Linked DNA regions of Homo sapiens: region 1 is linked to region 2. A link is an interaction called in ENCODE POLR2A ChIA-PET data of the cell type or tissue named here. Cell type or tissue: PC-9. All regions are shown on one strand.

Region 1 (8,000 bases), 840 kb before region 2:
TCAACCCATCACCTAGGTATTAAATCTAGCGTGCATTAGCTATTTTTCCTGATGCTCTGTCTCCCTGCATCCCCCTGCCATCTGACAGGCCCCAGTGTGTGTTGCTCCCCTCCCTGTGTCCATGTGTTCTCATTGTTCAGCACCCACTTATAAGTGAGTACATGTGGTGTTTGATTTTCTGTTCCTGCATTCGTTTGCCAAGTGTAATGGCTTCCAGTTCCATCCATGCCCCTGCAAAGGACATGATCTCATTCCTTTTTATGGCTTTATAGTATTCCATGGTTTATATGTACCACATTTCTTTATTCAGTCTATCAATGATGGGCATTTGGGTTGATTCCATCTCTTTGCTATTGTGAATAGTGCTGCAGTGAACATATATGTGTGTGTATCTTTATAATTGAATGATTTATTTTCCTTTGGGTATATATGCAGAAATGTGATTGCTGGGTCAAATGGTATTTCTGGTTCTAGGTCTTTGAGGAATCGCCACACTGTCTTCCACAATGGTTGAACTAATTTGCATTTCCACCAACAGTGTAAAATTGTTCCTATTTCTCCACAGTCTTGCCAGCATGTGTTGTTTCTTGACTTTTTAATAATCGCCATTCTGACTGGCATGAGATGGTATCTCACTGTAGTTTTGATTTGCATTTCTCTAACGATCAGTGATGTTGACTTTTTTTCATACGTTTGTTGGCTGCATAAATGTCTTCTTTTGAGAAGTTTGTGTTCATGTCCTTTGCCCACTTATTAATGGGGTTGTTTGTTTTTTTGTCAATTTAAGTTCCTTGTAGACTCTGGATATTAGCCCTTTGTCAGATGGAGAGATTGCAAAATTTTTCTCTCATTTTGTAGGTTGTCTGTTTGCTCTGATGATAATTTCTTTTGCTGTGCAGAAGCTCTTTAGTTTAATTGGATTCCATTTGTTAAGTTTTGCTTTCGTTACAATTGCTTTTGACATTTTCATCATGAAATCTTTGCCTGTGTGTATGTGCTGAATGGTATTGCTTAGATTTTCTTCTAGGGTTTTTATAGTTTTGGGTTTTACATTTAAGCCTTTAATTATCCTGAGTTGATTTTTGTCTATGGTGTAAGGAAGGGGTCCCGTTTCAATTTTCTGCATATGGCTCACCAGTTCTCCCAACACTATTAAGTAGGGAATCCTTTCCCCATTGCTTGTTTTTGTCAGGTTTGTTGATGATCAGATGGTTGTAGATGTGCAGTCTTATTTTTGAGTTCTCCATTCTGTTCCGTTGGTCTATATGTCTGCTTTTGTAGCAGTACCATGCTGTTTTGGTTACTGTAGCCTTGTAGTATAGTTTGAAGTAGGGTAGCATGATGCCTCCAACTTTGTTCTTTTTGTTTAGGATTGTCTTGGCCATATGGGCTCTTTTTTGGTTCCATATGAATTTTAAAATAGTTTTTTCTAATTCTGTGAAGATGTTAATGGTAGTTTAATAGGCATAGTATTGAATCTATAAATTACTTAAAAATGCCAGTATGGCTATTTTCACTGTATTGATTCTTCCAGTCTCATTTTTCTTATTTGGGAAAAGGGTTAATTGTTGTCACTGACATCATTATCCTCAACATTTAAATACAATTTTGTATGCTAGGCAGGTGTATTAGTTCATTCTCATGCTGCTATAAAGAAATACTCGAGACTGGGTAATTTATAAAGAAAAGAGGTTTAATTGACTCACAGTTTTGCAGGCCTCAGGAAACTTACAATTATGGCAGAAGGCCAAACAGAAGCAGGTACCTTTTTCACAAGGTGGCAGGAGAGAAAGTGAGTGCAAACAGGGGAAATGCCAGACACTTATAAACCCATCAGATCTCATGAGAATTCACTATCATGAAAACAGCAAGAGGGAAACTGCTCCCCATGATCCAATCACTTCCCACTGGGTCCCTCTCATGACACATGGGGATTATAGGGATTACAATTCGAGATGAGATTTGGGTGGGGACTCAGCCAAACCATATCAGCAGGGGTTCTAAGCACTTATATATTTAATTAGTTCTGTTTTATAGTTAGTGAAAAAGCTGGGATGTGAACCCAGACAGTGATTCCAGACTGTATTCTTAGCCTTTATACTATATTGTCTCTCAAGACAGAACAGGCTTCACAGGGTTGTGGGATCAAATGTGAAGCTCTTAGCAGAGATAAGTGCTTTATTAATAATGCCTATATTCTAACATCATTGAGAATATACTATACATACAGTTCTGTATTCTACTTTTTATACTTCTTATGTATTTTCCTGTCATTAAACATTTTTAATTTTAATGGATACATAATTCATCATATAGGTATACTGACATTTTATGACTCTTGTTTTTGCAGAGTAAATTGGAGATATAAGTGGTTAAAGATCTAAGTGGTTAAAATACATTAGATTCATGTCTTTGAATAACTATTGTTTTCCTATCTTTTAAAATAACAGCTTTATTGAGCTATAATTCACCCTTTAAAGTATACAGTTCAGAGGTTTTTAGTCAATTCACATAATTGCGCAACTAACATTACTATCTAATTTCAGAACATTTTCTTCACTCCCCAAAGAAACACTATACCCATTAGCAGTCACTCTCCATTATATGCTCCCTCTAGATGCTGGCAATCACTAATCTATGTCTCTGTGGATTTACTTATTCTGGACACATCATATCAATGATACCAAACAATAGGGGGCCTTCTGTGTTTAGAACCCTTTCAAGATTCATTCATGTTGTAGCATGTATCAGTACACCATTGCTTATTATTGCCAAGTAATAGTCCATTGTGTAGATATACCACATTTTATTAATACATTCATCAGTTGGTGGACATTTGGGATGTCTCTACTTTTTGTCTGTTCAAAATGCTGCTGTGACCTTTTATGTACAAGTTTTTACGTGGACGTATGTTTTTAGTTCTCTTGGATGTAAATATGTGAGTTGAATTGCTGGGTCATGTTGTTACTCTGTGTTTAGCTTCTTGAGGAATTGCCAGCTGTTTCCAAAGTGCCCACACTATTTTACATTCCATGAGCAATATGTGAGGATTCTAGTTTTTCCATATTTTTGTCAGTGCTTGTTGTTGTCCGTCTTTTTGATTATAGCCATCCTAGTCGGTGTGAGGTGGTATCTTGATTGGCATTTCCCTAATGACTAATTATGTTGAACATCTTTTCATGTGTTTATTAGCTGTCTATAGTATCTTCCTTGGAGGAATGTCTATTCAAGTCCTATGCCCATTTTTAAATCGGATTTTTTAAATTGTCGAGTTGTAAAATTTCTTTATATAGTCTGGATTCAAGTCCTTTATCAGATAGAGGATTTGCAGATACTTTCTCCCATTCTATTGGTTGTCTTCATTTTCTTGATTGTGCCTTCGAAGCACAAAAATTCTTAATTTTGATTACGTCCAATTTATTTTTTTCTTTGGTTGCTTGTGCTTTTTGTGTCATTTCTAAGAAACCATTGCTTAACCCACGGCTCACGAAGATTTACTCTTATGTTTTCTTCTAAGAATTTTGTAGTTTTAGCTCTTATATTTAAATCCATGAATCAATTTAATTTTTGAATATGGTGTGAGGTAGGAGTCCAACTTCATTCTTTTTCATATGCGTATCCAGTTGTCCCAGCACCATCTGTTGAAAAGACTATTCTTTCCCCGTTGAATTGTCTTGGCACCCATGTTGAAAAACTGACCATAAATGTAAGGGTTTGTTTTAGACTCTTTGTTCTATTATATTCTGTATCTTTTTAAATGGTACTTATGGCTCTGCTACTTACTAATTGTGTGACCTTCATGGTTGGTTAACTTTTGTCTCTCAGTTTTCTCGTTTGTAAAATGAGGAATAAATAGTAAGTACCTCATGGGGTTATTGTGAGGATTCAAGAAAATAATGTTTAAAGAGCTTAGAATAGCATCTGGCTTATAGTAAGCACACGGTATCTGTTAGCTGATGCCATCATTACCACCGTGGCTATCATCATCATTACCATCATAAAACTTAAATGTTATTTTCTAACTTGTATGTGACTTGTTTTCTTTGGCTGAAATTGTAAATGCTGAAATTAGATACCATGTTTAAGGAGTGAATGTTCTTGTTAAGAGAGAGTACAGAGTGCAAGGAAGATTGAGGGCAAACTCTTAAGAAATACTTGTATTTAGACATTTTTATTATAGTAGACAATGATTTTTTTTTAAAAAAAAGTACTTAAGGAAAATACTAGAGTCCTTGTTTTAGACTAATTGGGAGTAAGGGGGTCAGCTGGAAAGTCCTGTAATTATTTAGGTAGGTTAAAAGTGTCTGCAATAGTAGTCATGTATATGTATTGCTTTTTAAAAGTCATATATATGTATTGTAAAATCCTGGTGTTCGGGGACTATGGGTCTTTTTCTAATTTGGTGTAATGTGTAGTCTAGTGTGCTTAGCATTGCTGTTTAAACAGTGGCAAACTAATGTTGGCAATTTAAAAATTCTAGTTTAAAATCAATAATTATTAATTTGTTTATCAGCAATAGAAAAAAATCAATAATTAGCACCATTTAGCATTATGTGACAGATATATTAGAAGTGATATCATACCTCATTTGTTCTCTAAAGTTTAGCTACTTTTATTTTCAAGTAAGCCCATATGTACCTGGTAGTGATTTTGAGTGTTAGAGTGCTTAAAAAAGAACTCCAACTCTCTTTTGCCCTTTCTTCCCTTCACCTTACATTCATATTGTTAGCTTGTGACTGGGCTATTTTCTACTAATTGTAAATTTGTGTAACTGATGACAAAGCTTATGACGAATGTCTTAGTTCTCGGCTTTAGGCCATAATTTCTGCATTCCTAGAGTTCTTTTTTAATCAAATATATAAGTTATTGACTTGAGACCTCTTTTATTATAATTATCAGTACCAACATTTATTAGTTGTAAAATAAAAGAACTAAGTATTTTGATAGGCTGTTCCTTTCATCATGCTTAAATTTTTCTTCTGGCATTTTAAAATTTGTTTTTTTTTTCAGGTGTCTTCCCCCACTCTGGTGATGCTTATTGTTTTTTCTTGTATTTTAAAAATTTGATGTGATTATTATTCCTAGATGTCATTTGTCAGAGTGAACCGCTGTGGTCCCCGAGTTGGTGTAAGAAAGACACCGAAAGTAAAGAAGAAGAAAACTTCAGTGAAACAAGAATGGGATGTGAGTATAGGTGGGATAGTAAATAATGTAACATTACTCTGGAGAAATGGACACAGTGATATGGCCCTAGTCATGCAAGATGGTGTTCTGAATGGGGCTCATCACGTAATAGGGTGGAATAGGTTTCTGGGCATGTGATATTCTAGGTCTTGGAGGGAAAAGCAGAATCCTTTGGGGGAGGTTTTTAGAATACACACATCCAGGCTGTAACCTCTATATCCTCTGAAGAATTGGAATCCTAAGGGGATGGGGAGCATATTTTAAAAAACGTCTTTTCACTTTGACTCTGAGAACTCACTGCATAAAGGCAACTCTAGCTCACTGGTGTCAATGAAGTCTGTGAATTTTTCGGTACCTTTTTTAGGTTTGCTCAGAGCAACCAGTGATATCATAACCATGTGAGTGCCAGTTTTGGCTGAAAAAAATAGGTGACCTTTGCTCTCTTATCCCATGAATTGCTCAATTCCAGAGGTTGATCGGTTTCAGAACAAATGTTCTCTTGTGGTATAAGACAAGGCTGAAGTACCTGTAACATGTGATGTATGGCTCCTAACCTGAATATTGCCTGGTGTTACCAAGGGGATTTATATCTTTTTTTTAAGAGACAGGGTCATGTCCTGTCACCCAGGCTGGAGTGATGTGATGCCATCATAGCTCACTGCAGCCTTAAACTCCTGGACTCCAGCAATCCTCCTGCCTTAGCCTCCTGAGTAGCTAGGACCAGAGGCATGCACCACCACCCCTGGCTAACTTAAAAAAAATATTTTTTGTAGAGACAGGTCCTTGCTGTGTTGCCCAGGTTGGTCTTAAACTCCTAGCCTCAAGCGATCCTCGTGCCTTCGCTTCCCAAAGTGCTGGGATTATAGGCGAGCCATTGCACCCAGCTAGATTTCTCTTTTGTGACCTGATACTTTGGTTTGGACCATGAGACTTTAGGTGTCTTTACTTTCCATTGTGAAGAGTAACTAGTTAGGGATTAGTTTGGATCTCAGGGATTCTTTTGGACTTGGAATCTTCTTGTTTGCAACCTACCATGTTAGCCAGATATCCTGGGCAAACTGACAGCCTTTGAAGTGGGGCAGCGGGACTTCTCTGTGTTTAGATTGTTTTGTTGCTGTCTGATTGGCTATAAAATTTTAATAACAAGGATGTGACTCTAAGGTAAGGAAACTGATAAATCGGAAAAAAAAAATATGTGATAACATATTTTCCCCTTCAGAGTGGTTACTTTGAGAAGTTTAGTACAGTTGACCTTTGAACAACATGAGTTTGAGCTGCACGGGTTCATTTACGCATGAATTTTTTTTCAATAAATACAGTTGGCTGTATCCTGGGGTTCCACCTCTACAACGAAAGGTGGATTGAAAATACAGTGTTTTCAGGATGTAAAACCCAGATATGGAGAGCCAATTAGGTGGGATTTGAGTATGTGTGGATTTTGGTATATGTGGGTGTCCTGGATACTGTGGGATGACTGCATTTATTCCAATATGCCACTATTGCTTAAAACTTAATTGAAATCTATCATTTGAAATTGCATTAAGAACCTTCCTCATTTTATCTGCAGTGCTGGAAAAATCTTTTGTTTTTTGAAGGTAGACTGAACTTGGAAAATAGTCATAAGTCATTTGGAGTAAATGGTAAATGATGGAGAAGAGATCAAACTGATTATTACTGTCTTGATAAAAATAGTGAAACATTTTCTGAAATGGCTTGTAGATTAGATTTAAATGGAATGTCAAAAGAAAATGGTTTTAAGCAATGGTTTTAGTATTGATGGAATTATTATTTTCTTCCATGAGAACAAATTTCAAGCCTATCACTTACTTGTATGCCTGAGTTTTTAAATGCCTATTAAAAACAATTCTCATGATCCTGTAGTTGTACCTTGTACCTTTCTTTTCCTTTTCCCTTTTTTTTTTTTTTTTTTTTTTTGAGACAAGGTCTTGCTATGTTGCCCAGGCTGGCCTCAGACTCCTGGGCTCATGATGAGATCTTCCTGCCTCGGCCTCCTGAACCTCCTGGGTAGCTGAGACTACAAGCGCACACCACCATGCCTGGCTCTTGTACCTTTCTAAATCATTGTAAAAGTAATAACAGTTTTCATACAGAAAAGCCTTGAGCCAAATATAAATCATGGCCAAAAAGTTTAGTCTTTGATCAGAAGCCATTTTTGACTGTTCGTATTCCTCGTCACTTAGAAGTAAAACTAACTTGTTTTATTTCCTGCCTTACCAAATCTGTGTAGCAAAATGGCTGAAGTTGCTTTGGAAAGGGCCAAGTTACAGGGTTGCTACTTAGAGCTGTGCAGCCTGTGTACCACACAATTTCAAGGGGTGCTATTTACACGGACTCTGATATTAATGGTAACTTATGGAGTTGTGCAGGGTGGTAGCCCTGCCATGATAGTTTAGTGCCTTTTAATTTAACTGACTGTTTTTACATTTTATGAAATTATGCATTGCCCTCAAATTTCATCTTCCATTGTAGTAGCATCTATGCTTAAGATGTTTGCAGACACAAATTGAACCTCTCTATAGTGATCACACTTTCTTTTTTTTTTTTTTTTTTTTTTAGATAGAAACTCGCTTTGTTGCTGAGGCTGGAGTGCAGTGGCACAATCTTGGCTCACTGCAGACTCCACCTCCTAGGTTCAAGTGATTCTCCTGCCTCAGCCTCCTGAGTAGCTGGAATTACAGGTGCCCGCCACCAGGTCTGGCTAATTTTTGTATTTTTAGTAGAGATGGAGTTTTGCCATGTTGGCCTGGCTGTTCTCGAACTCCTGAGCTCAGGTGGTCCACCCACCTCAGCCTCCC
Region 2 (8,000 bases):
TTGTCTGGCCCTGTTTCCACCCAGGAAGCCGCAGATCCTGACTCCTTGTGTTTGTTTCTCTGCCCAGATGAGAAACACCCATCACCTCTGACTTTCCAAGGAGCAAATCACGCTCCGTGCCGGGCTCCCCCAACAACACCACTCCCTCTTCCCTTGCGATCTCCAGGTCCTCCTTTGACACTTCACTTCTCCTGAGAATCATACTGCTTCTGTTTCTACTCTGCATGCCAGAAGTTATTGCTTTCATCTATTCAATAAAGATTTATTTTAAGCAATTAAGTACCTGATATGTTTTTTTTTCCACCAGGGAACTTTGTACAATTTTATGTTTTTAAAAATTATTTCCAGAGGGATCTGAACAATTACAAATGGAGGCTTCAGTATGAGTACCTTAAATAAATATCACCTATTATTCAGAGACAAGGAGAGGATGGGAAAGGCACATTCCCTCTCTGGTCCTGGGGAGTTGAGGCCGCATAGAGGGGTCTCCTCTAAGCAGTCTGGAACATTGTTTATAACTCCTGATTGGCCCTGTTCTTGATCATGCCTTTCCTGGACTCCACAGCACTGTGGGACTAATGTAGAAAGGCTCTGTTCAACCAATAAGAAAAAAGACATTTTGTGTCATGCCTGGCAAGAACCTGCCTCCCCACTTTATCCTGAAGTGAGGCTTGTCTGGGAGACCTGGGCTCACTAAAAGGACTCAGAAATACATAAGCTGTCGAAGGTGTGAAAATGAATGTCATATGACGGAAAAGTTTTCAAAATATTAAAAACTTCAGGAAGGGGAAGAGGAACAAGACTATAGAAGAAAACGAAATCTCAAAATAAGAGTGTGGATTTTGTGTGATGTTTGAATTAGAGCTAGAGGAAGAGTAGAGAGGAGAGAGTTATTGGTTTTCCTCTCAGCAACTTTTTTTAAGGCACTTACAAAACTCAGATGTTGATTTATTTTTTTTTTCCTTTTCAGTAACCTTGTCTGATGAAGTCTTCATCTAACCATTCTCTGCCCCTTCAAATGAGATCATTGTTTTCGTAACATGTTTTGGGGTGGAAAAGAGTTTGGTGAATTTGTTCCAGAATAGATAGTGTCAACTCAACTGAGGTTTATTCTTTGATTACAAAAGATTTCCCTTCCTAAAATGCCAACCATGTCACCATTCTGCCACATCCCTCTACTCTTCTCTCCTCTCCTTAAACCAGATGCAGTGTCCTTTGACTAGAGTGGGGAGGAGGCGAGCTGACTCCACATTTCCACCCAAGTGGGACTGTGATGAGCATTGGAATGACCTGTTCAGGATGTCACTGCTTACTGTCTCTGGCTTTTGGCAGAAAGAGGAAGGAGCAAGAAACAATTCCAGAGAAAAGGATAAATTAAGAGGCCAAATAACCTTCACGATTGTTTTTTAATTAAAATTGATGTTCACACAAATGTCAGTCAGCTCTGTAAGTACTAATTCTAGAGAAATACTAATTAGTAAATTTTAACAATTGAAGGCCATATTAATATTCATTTTTGTAGATACACAAAATACCACTTACCCCAGTTTCCCCTTGAATCCCAATAACACTGCACTCTGTGATTATGGAAAATTGCACCACTTGAGTTCTGACTTTTGAAATTACCTATGTTTTTAAATATAAAATGAGCTGATTCTTAAAATTCAGAAGTGAATGGCTTTCAGGCTGTCACACACCTTGAGAATATCAGGGTTTGGGGGGCAATTCTGTGCATGTCCCCGCTCCCTTCAGATCTTGCCATCTGCCCCACGCACACCATCGCCCACCCCTACTCTCTCCTACTGCCTCTGGATGAAGCCTGCCTGTTGTTCACACGTTTTATGCTGTGTTATATAGAAGAGTGCTTAACAGCCTCTTAGCTCCATATGACATTGGGCAAATCACTCAATCTCTGTGCTGTATTCGCCCCATCTTTAATATAAGAGATCATTTAGAACTTATCTCATAAGGATATAAGGAATAAAATAAATTAAGATGCATACAGTGCCTAGAACAGTTTAGCAATGTAGTGTGAATGTTAAATATTATCTTCCAATCCTTGTGTTTATACTATTCATCTGTGAGCCCCTCCAGGATTGTTCTCTCTGATAATTTAATCCTCCCTGTCCTGTCAATTCAGACGAATTTCTTCCTCATGTGAAATCATTACCGGTACCTTGTACTTAAAACATAATATATTCCATGTGTTATTTATTTTTTCTTATGAACCTTTTTTCCTGTCTCAGTTAGACTGATCTCACAGACAGTAATGCTCTTCACACATTTTTTTTTTCTGTGTCCTGTTGAGTGCTTTGCACACAATAGATCCTCAAGCAAATTTTTGTTATTGAGACTATTGAAGATAGCAACTATGTAGAATCCGGAAAGAAAAGCATGGCAAAAAATAAAGTATTTTGGTATGATGTGTTGGTTCCTGTTCTTACACTGAAGAATCCAGTGCAAGAATCTATGCAAGCAAGAAGGCAAAATTTTCATCTTGTCTGGATGGGTGAGCCTGAAACAAATAACTTCCTTTGTGGATACGATGTGGGTTTTATTTGAAATGTCTCTACAAACCACACAAGAATTTTTATCTTTCTGAAAATTGGTCTGCTAGGGAAAGATACTGACATCTTTCAGTCAATGCAGTTTTCACCCTGTTCAGCACTTCTCCCACAATAGTGGGCAGTCCCTCTGCAGAAATCTCTGCGGAGCTTTGGCCTAAGGGTAGCTCAGCACTCTGACACCACATGTAATTATCTAGAATGCAGGGACTCTGCATAGACCCATATGACTGGTGTTCCTGGTGGGATTCTGGTAGTAAGATGGATGCACAAAGGTAACTGCTAGGGAGTGGAGGGCAGAGAGAGACATGCATAATGATAACTTTACACCTCTACTACTTAGGGGGAAGAGCCTGTTCAATCTGACTTAGTTTAGAGGATGTGGGTTTGTCTTGTGAAAAACTGAATGGTAAGAGTTTGCTCTAAGTCTGATCTTAGCACTTGAAAAACAAATGTCAAATTGCTGTCTATTGAATTAAGAAATTAGCGAATGAGTGAGTGGCCTGAGGAGATCTGGGTGGTTCTAGACCTTCAACTCTGAAAGATGTGAAAAAGACTAGGTTGGCCTGTGTTTCTGTTTCTGTGGCTCAAGCCACACCTGAGATGTCTACTGAGTTATGAAATAAAATGGTGTCATGAACTATTGCAATTTTTCTACCCAAGGCCCTAAGCCTTACACAATCCTCTAATCCATTCTTAAAGTTATCTAAGACACAAATGTGATCATGTTACAGACACTCCTTCAATGGCTTTTTTTTTTTTTGCTACACTTGGAAAAAGTCCAAAGTCCTTAGCATAGCGTGCAAAGTTCTCCGTGTTCTGCCTTCTGCCTTTTCTCCCCATCATGTCTCTTATGTCTCCTCCATTCAGTATTCAAAATTCCATATCTTACACCCTGACTATGGAAAGAATTTACTGTTCTGCAATGTGCCAGATTCTCTTAAGCCTTCCTGCCTTTGCATTCCTTTGCCAGGAATGACCACCAGCTTTTTCTGCCTGGCTAATGTCCACTAATTCCCCAAACATTAGCTCACGAGTTTCCTCCTATGTGGCACTTTCTCTGATTCCCTCCAGGAAGAGTTAGGTGTTCTCTTTTCTCTGTTCTCCCAGCAATCTTTGACCGTCTTTTTTGTTACATACTTGTCTTTCCCTCCAGACTGTGACCTAATTTAGGGCAAATATTCCATTGTACCACAGAGCATAATTTTGGTAGATAGCTATTGTTGTCCATAAATGTAATTATGAATTATAATACAGCATAATGATTATATTACACATGTTGAAGTTAGTCGAGCCTGTGTTTGCATCATAGAACCTCCATTTTTCGGAACTGTGCCAGTTTTGTAACCTCTCTAAGTTTCAATTTGTTCATCTGTAAAGTGGAGACAATAATCATGTCTTCCTCATAGCCTTGTGTGAGTATTAAGTAAGACAGTGACTGTGAATGTTTCAGCCCAGTGCCTTGAACACAGTGTGTATTCCATTTTGTAGCAGCAGGCCCAGCTGAAGATAGAATTTGTTTTTGTTTTCTCTACTTCAAAAAGAAAGGAGTGGCTGGGCGTGGTGGCTCATGCCTGTAATCCCAGCACTTTGGGAGGCCAAGGTGGGTAGATTGCTCGAGGTCAAGAGTTCAAGACCAGCCTGACCAACATGGTGAGGCATGTCTCTACTAAAAATACAAAATTAGCCAACTGAACCCAGGAGGTGGAGGTTGCAGTGAGCTGAGATCGTGCCACTGCACTCTAGCCTGGGTGACATAGCAAGACTCCGTCTCAAAAAAAAGAAAAAAAAAACTATACAAAAATTGTATTATAATAGTTTATGACACTGTTTTATTCCATAACTCAGTAGACATCCCAGGTGTGGCTTGAGCCACTGAAACAGATACACAGACCAACCTAGTCTTTTTCACATATACTACACTGATGTCAATTTTTCTTGCAAGTGAATTGCAAGGCGTTGTACTTTTATGGTTTTGTGTTCGTTTGTCTGTGGTTTTTTTTGTTTTGTTTTGTTTTTTGTCTTGCTCTGTCTCCAGGCTGGAGTGCAGTGGCGTGATCTCAGCTCACTGCAACCTGTCTCCCGGGTTCAAGCGACTCCCCTGCCTCAGCCTTTAATTGAGTAGCTGGGACTACAGGCACACGCCACCATGCCCGGCTAATCTTTTGTATTTTAGTAGAGACAGGGTTTCACCATGTTGGCCAGATTCACAACTTATACTCAGAAGGCTGGAATTCTAAGCAATGTTATTCAACATGTGACCCAAGAACTGGTGCTGCAGTCTGTGACAAGATAAGGACAGGTATTGACAGGAATATTTAGAAACTTTCGTAGCAGTTTGGTGTTTCTGTGACATCTAGGCATGTGCTTGCTTTTCTGGCAATTATTTTTATTGTGTTGTACGAAAGAACTAGTCTGCAACCAAATGTACATAAAACAAAAACAAAACTAGAACTTCACCATACACAATTTGAGAAGCATTGGCTGAAAGTACTTAAAAACCAACTAGTTCAGTCTTTTTCATATTGGACTTAAGACTACCAACACCCAGAGAGGTAAAGCAAGAAAATAAGGAACCAGACCTAAAACCCAGGCATACCAATTCCTGTTCCAATGCACTTTCTCAAAGACTCTCAATCCTGAAACTAGAATTACAAATTGTCATCTGGGTTAGAATATCCAGGTCTACTACTTCCTTTCCTCCTCTCTTCTGCAGCTTGTACTTGAGGGCCATTTTCATGCTCACAAATATCTCTGCTAGCAGGGGATTCCAATGTATCTTGGAAGGAGGTTAGAGAATGACCCACATTGTGGACTCCTTGGTCTCTGTGTTTTTCTGTTCTGCCAAGTAAGGTGGCTAGGCATCAGACATCATGTACTCATACATGGTATGGACAAGTGCCTAATCTCAGGAGCCCTGCCTGCCTAGACATATATGCACCATTATTAGTCTGTCTGTAGCCAAGGATCCCAAATTCCTATTACTAGAGCATTGAAAAGCACCCCTTTACCCTTTACCGTAATATGGAATTCAGTTTGTTACATTTCTCTCTTTCCTTGGAAATCTGAGGTCTCTCTTTACCTGAAGATGGCTCATTATTTACTGAGTCCCATTGCCCATCAGGAAAAGCAAACACAACTCCTTCGTAGATATGGAAAAAGAGAAGGATGGTCAATGGGGGACTGAAAAGGGGCTTGCAAACATTAGTCCCCAGAGATAATTATATGGGAAAGGATCCAGGAGGCCAGATTCCCACAACAGTAAGACAACCCAGTCCAAACCATTTGCATTCAGATCTGAGTCTTTCTGAGAAAGGGCATGTTTTCCTTTTAGCCTGTCTCTTCCCATTAGTATTCCCACAGTTTCCTCTTAAATATTCTCTTGGAAAATCCCAACTGCTCTCAGCTTATCAAAGGGAGAAATGAAAACTTAACCTAAGATGGCTAGGCGAGGTGGCTCACACCTGTAATCCCAGCACTTTGGGAGGCCAAGATGTGTGGATCACGAGGTCAGGAGATCGAGACCATCCTGGCTAACACGGTGAAACCCCCGTCTCTACTAAAAAAAATACAAAAAAATTAGCCAGGCGTGGTGGCAGGCGCCTGTAGTCCCAGCTACTCGGGAAGCTGAGGCAGGAGAATGGCGTGAACCTGGGAGGCAGAGCTTGCAGTGAGCCAAGATCGCGCCACTGCACTCCAGCCTGGACGACAGAGTGAGACTCTGACTCAAAAAAAAAAAAAAAAACTTAACCTAAGACAAGATACCTATGAGGATCTGAAGGTACTTGGGGCCAGGGGATGGTGGCCACATGCATCTGGGGAGATAAAAGAGAAGGAGAGGAAACCATGGGATGACTGAGTGTGGATCCCTTTCTGACTGGCATTTCTTCAGAAAAGATCCTCTTTCCTTGTCCTATAGTCCCTCGTTTGCATTAGACAACCAAAGGCAGAGGCACGCTCTCCAGAAGTCCTCAACACTTAGGGGAATGGGAAGAAAGACCCTTAAAGACCTGAGGCTTCATGAGCACCATCGTGAAGATGGAGGAATCCTATTGGCTAACTGTCCCCTTGGAGTACACAAAGCACACAGGAATGGAGATTTTGAGGGCAGGGCAGAGCACCACAGTAGGGGCTAGGAATGCCTAAGGAAAGAAGGCCAGGAAGCTACGGATGAAGAGCTAGAACTGAGGGATCGACCCTGAGAGAGGAATTAGCTATAGAGGTTAACCCCCTCGTGATTTCCCCAGGATAGGTCGATGATGAAGTGATAATGTGATATAACCTTTGCATGGACCCCTTTAGGTACATACACTCTCTTCAAGTCTCTTGGGTCTGAATCAGTTTTTAGGAACTACTTTTAAATTGCAGAAATTTTATTTTTAATAAAAGCAAGAGTGCTGTGTGAGAAACAATATAAATTATCATTAAAAAATGAAATTATAGGGGCTACACCACCAAATAGCTCAGTGTTTCTAAATTTCCAGATATTAAGGAATTGTGAGATCTCAACTACTTGCTAATTGACAATTTATCTATTTATAAGGATCTTTAGTCTTCATTTTGTCAAATCCCAAATTTTGGAAAAATACTCTTCTTGGTATTTCAGGTTCTTTTGTAAGGATTTTGTGAGCTATTTATGTCTACCATCCCTCATTCAATACCAGTCAAACCCACTTATTGATTGTTGCTAACTTCCTAATTTTTCTTCTCTAGTATCTTTAGCATTATCTTAAAATTATGAGCATTCTTCTCAGCAATTCACAAAATTTCTAGAAGAATTTCTGATAATGGAGACATATATATATGTATATATATGTACGCATAAATGTGTAAACGTGTGTCTGCTGCTTCAATCCCCACAGAAACATCTTTATGCCAGGAAGATGGAGATTGAGAGATCATAGAGATTTCTAAGCATGCTTAGCCTGTACTCATGTGTTTCTTTCATTAGCAGTTTGTAGAAAACACTTTTGATGTGGCTAACTGAGCAAAGAAAACATGCAGTATTCTGTGCATGGTTGGTCATTGCAAGGTATTTCCTATAACTCACTGTTAGTTATTGAACTTGAGGAGTTAATATTCATTTACATGTTTGTATAAAATGGCCCTCACGGATTCTCTGGTTTATTTCTCATCAGTTAAAGGTGTCACTATTTTTCCCTTCGTGTTGTGCTTGTGGTTTTGTTTTGTCTATTCTCCTTCACTCATTCTGATTCATCTGCTTCATGTCAGAATAAGAAGAGAAGAGAAAAGAGAGAGAGAGAGATGGAGACACGTAGAGAGAGAGAATGACAGTGTCTATGGGTGTGTAGAACATCATGACATTAGTCAGGCAACTACTTCCTTCAACATTATTTCCATTTATTATTAATATGCTCATTGCTTATGTCTTGTCCAGACCTAGAAAGTCAACTCCCCGTTGGTCAACCTTCTAGG

What was found. Peaks named below come from ENCODE experiments on the same cell type or tissue, not always from the same donor. Only the 100,000 strongest peaks of a DNase experiment are listed, where the experiment ranks them.
Region 1: POLR2A ChIA-PET joins it to region 2 with 7 read pairs; 2 of 35 experiments call an interaction of 5 or more read pairs at or near these places.

What each region holds. Positions count from the first base shown.
Region 1 is chr3:113,503,691-113,511,690 of GRCh38, reverse strand. It overlaps SPICE1 (spindle and centriole associated protein 1), which reads left to right. Exons shown (of 18, transcript NM_144718.4): 2 at 5,086-5,184. The coding sequence starts at 5,086. SPICE1-CFAP44 (SPICE1-CFAP44 readthrough (NMD candidate)) reads left to right here. Exons shown (of 52, transcript NR_183050.1): 2 at 5,086-5,184. Among named protein-coding and RNA genes, the nearest start is that of SPICE1, 7.5 kb to the left of the region's middle. In PC-9, no CTCF peak of the experiment used is centred here; no DNase peak of the experiment used is centred here.
Region 2 is chr3:112,667,610-112,675,609 of GRCh38, reverse strand. No RefSeq gene overlaps it. Among named protein-coding and RNA genes, the nearest start is that of CCDC80, 30 kb to the right of the region's middle. In PC-9, no CTCF peak of the experiment used is centred here; a DNase peak (open chromatin) is centred at 3,539; H3K4me3 peaks cover 1,239 bases; H3K27ac peaks cover 4,894 bases.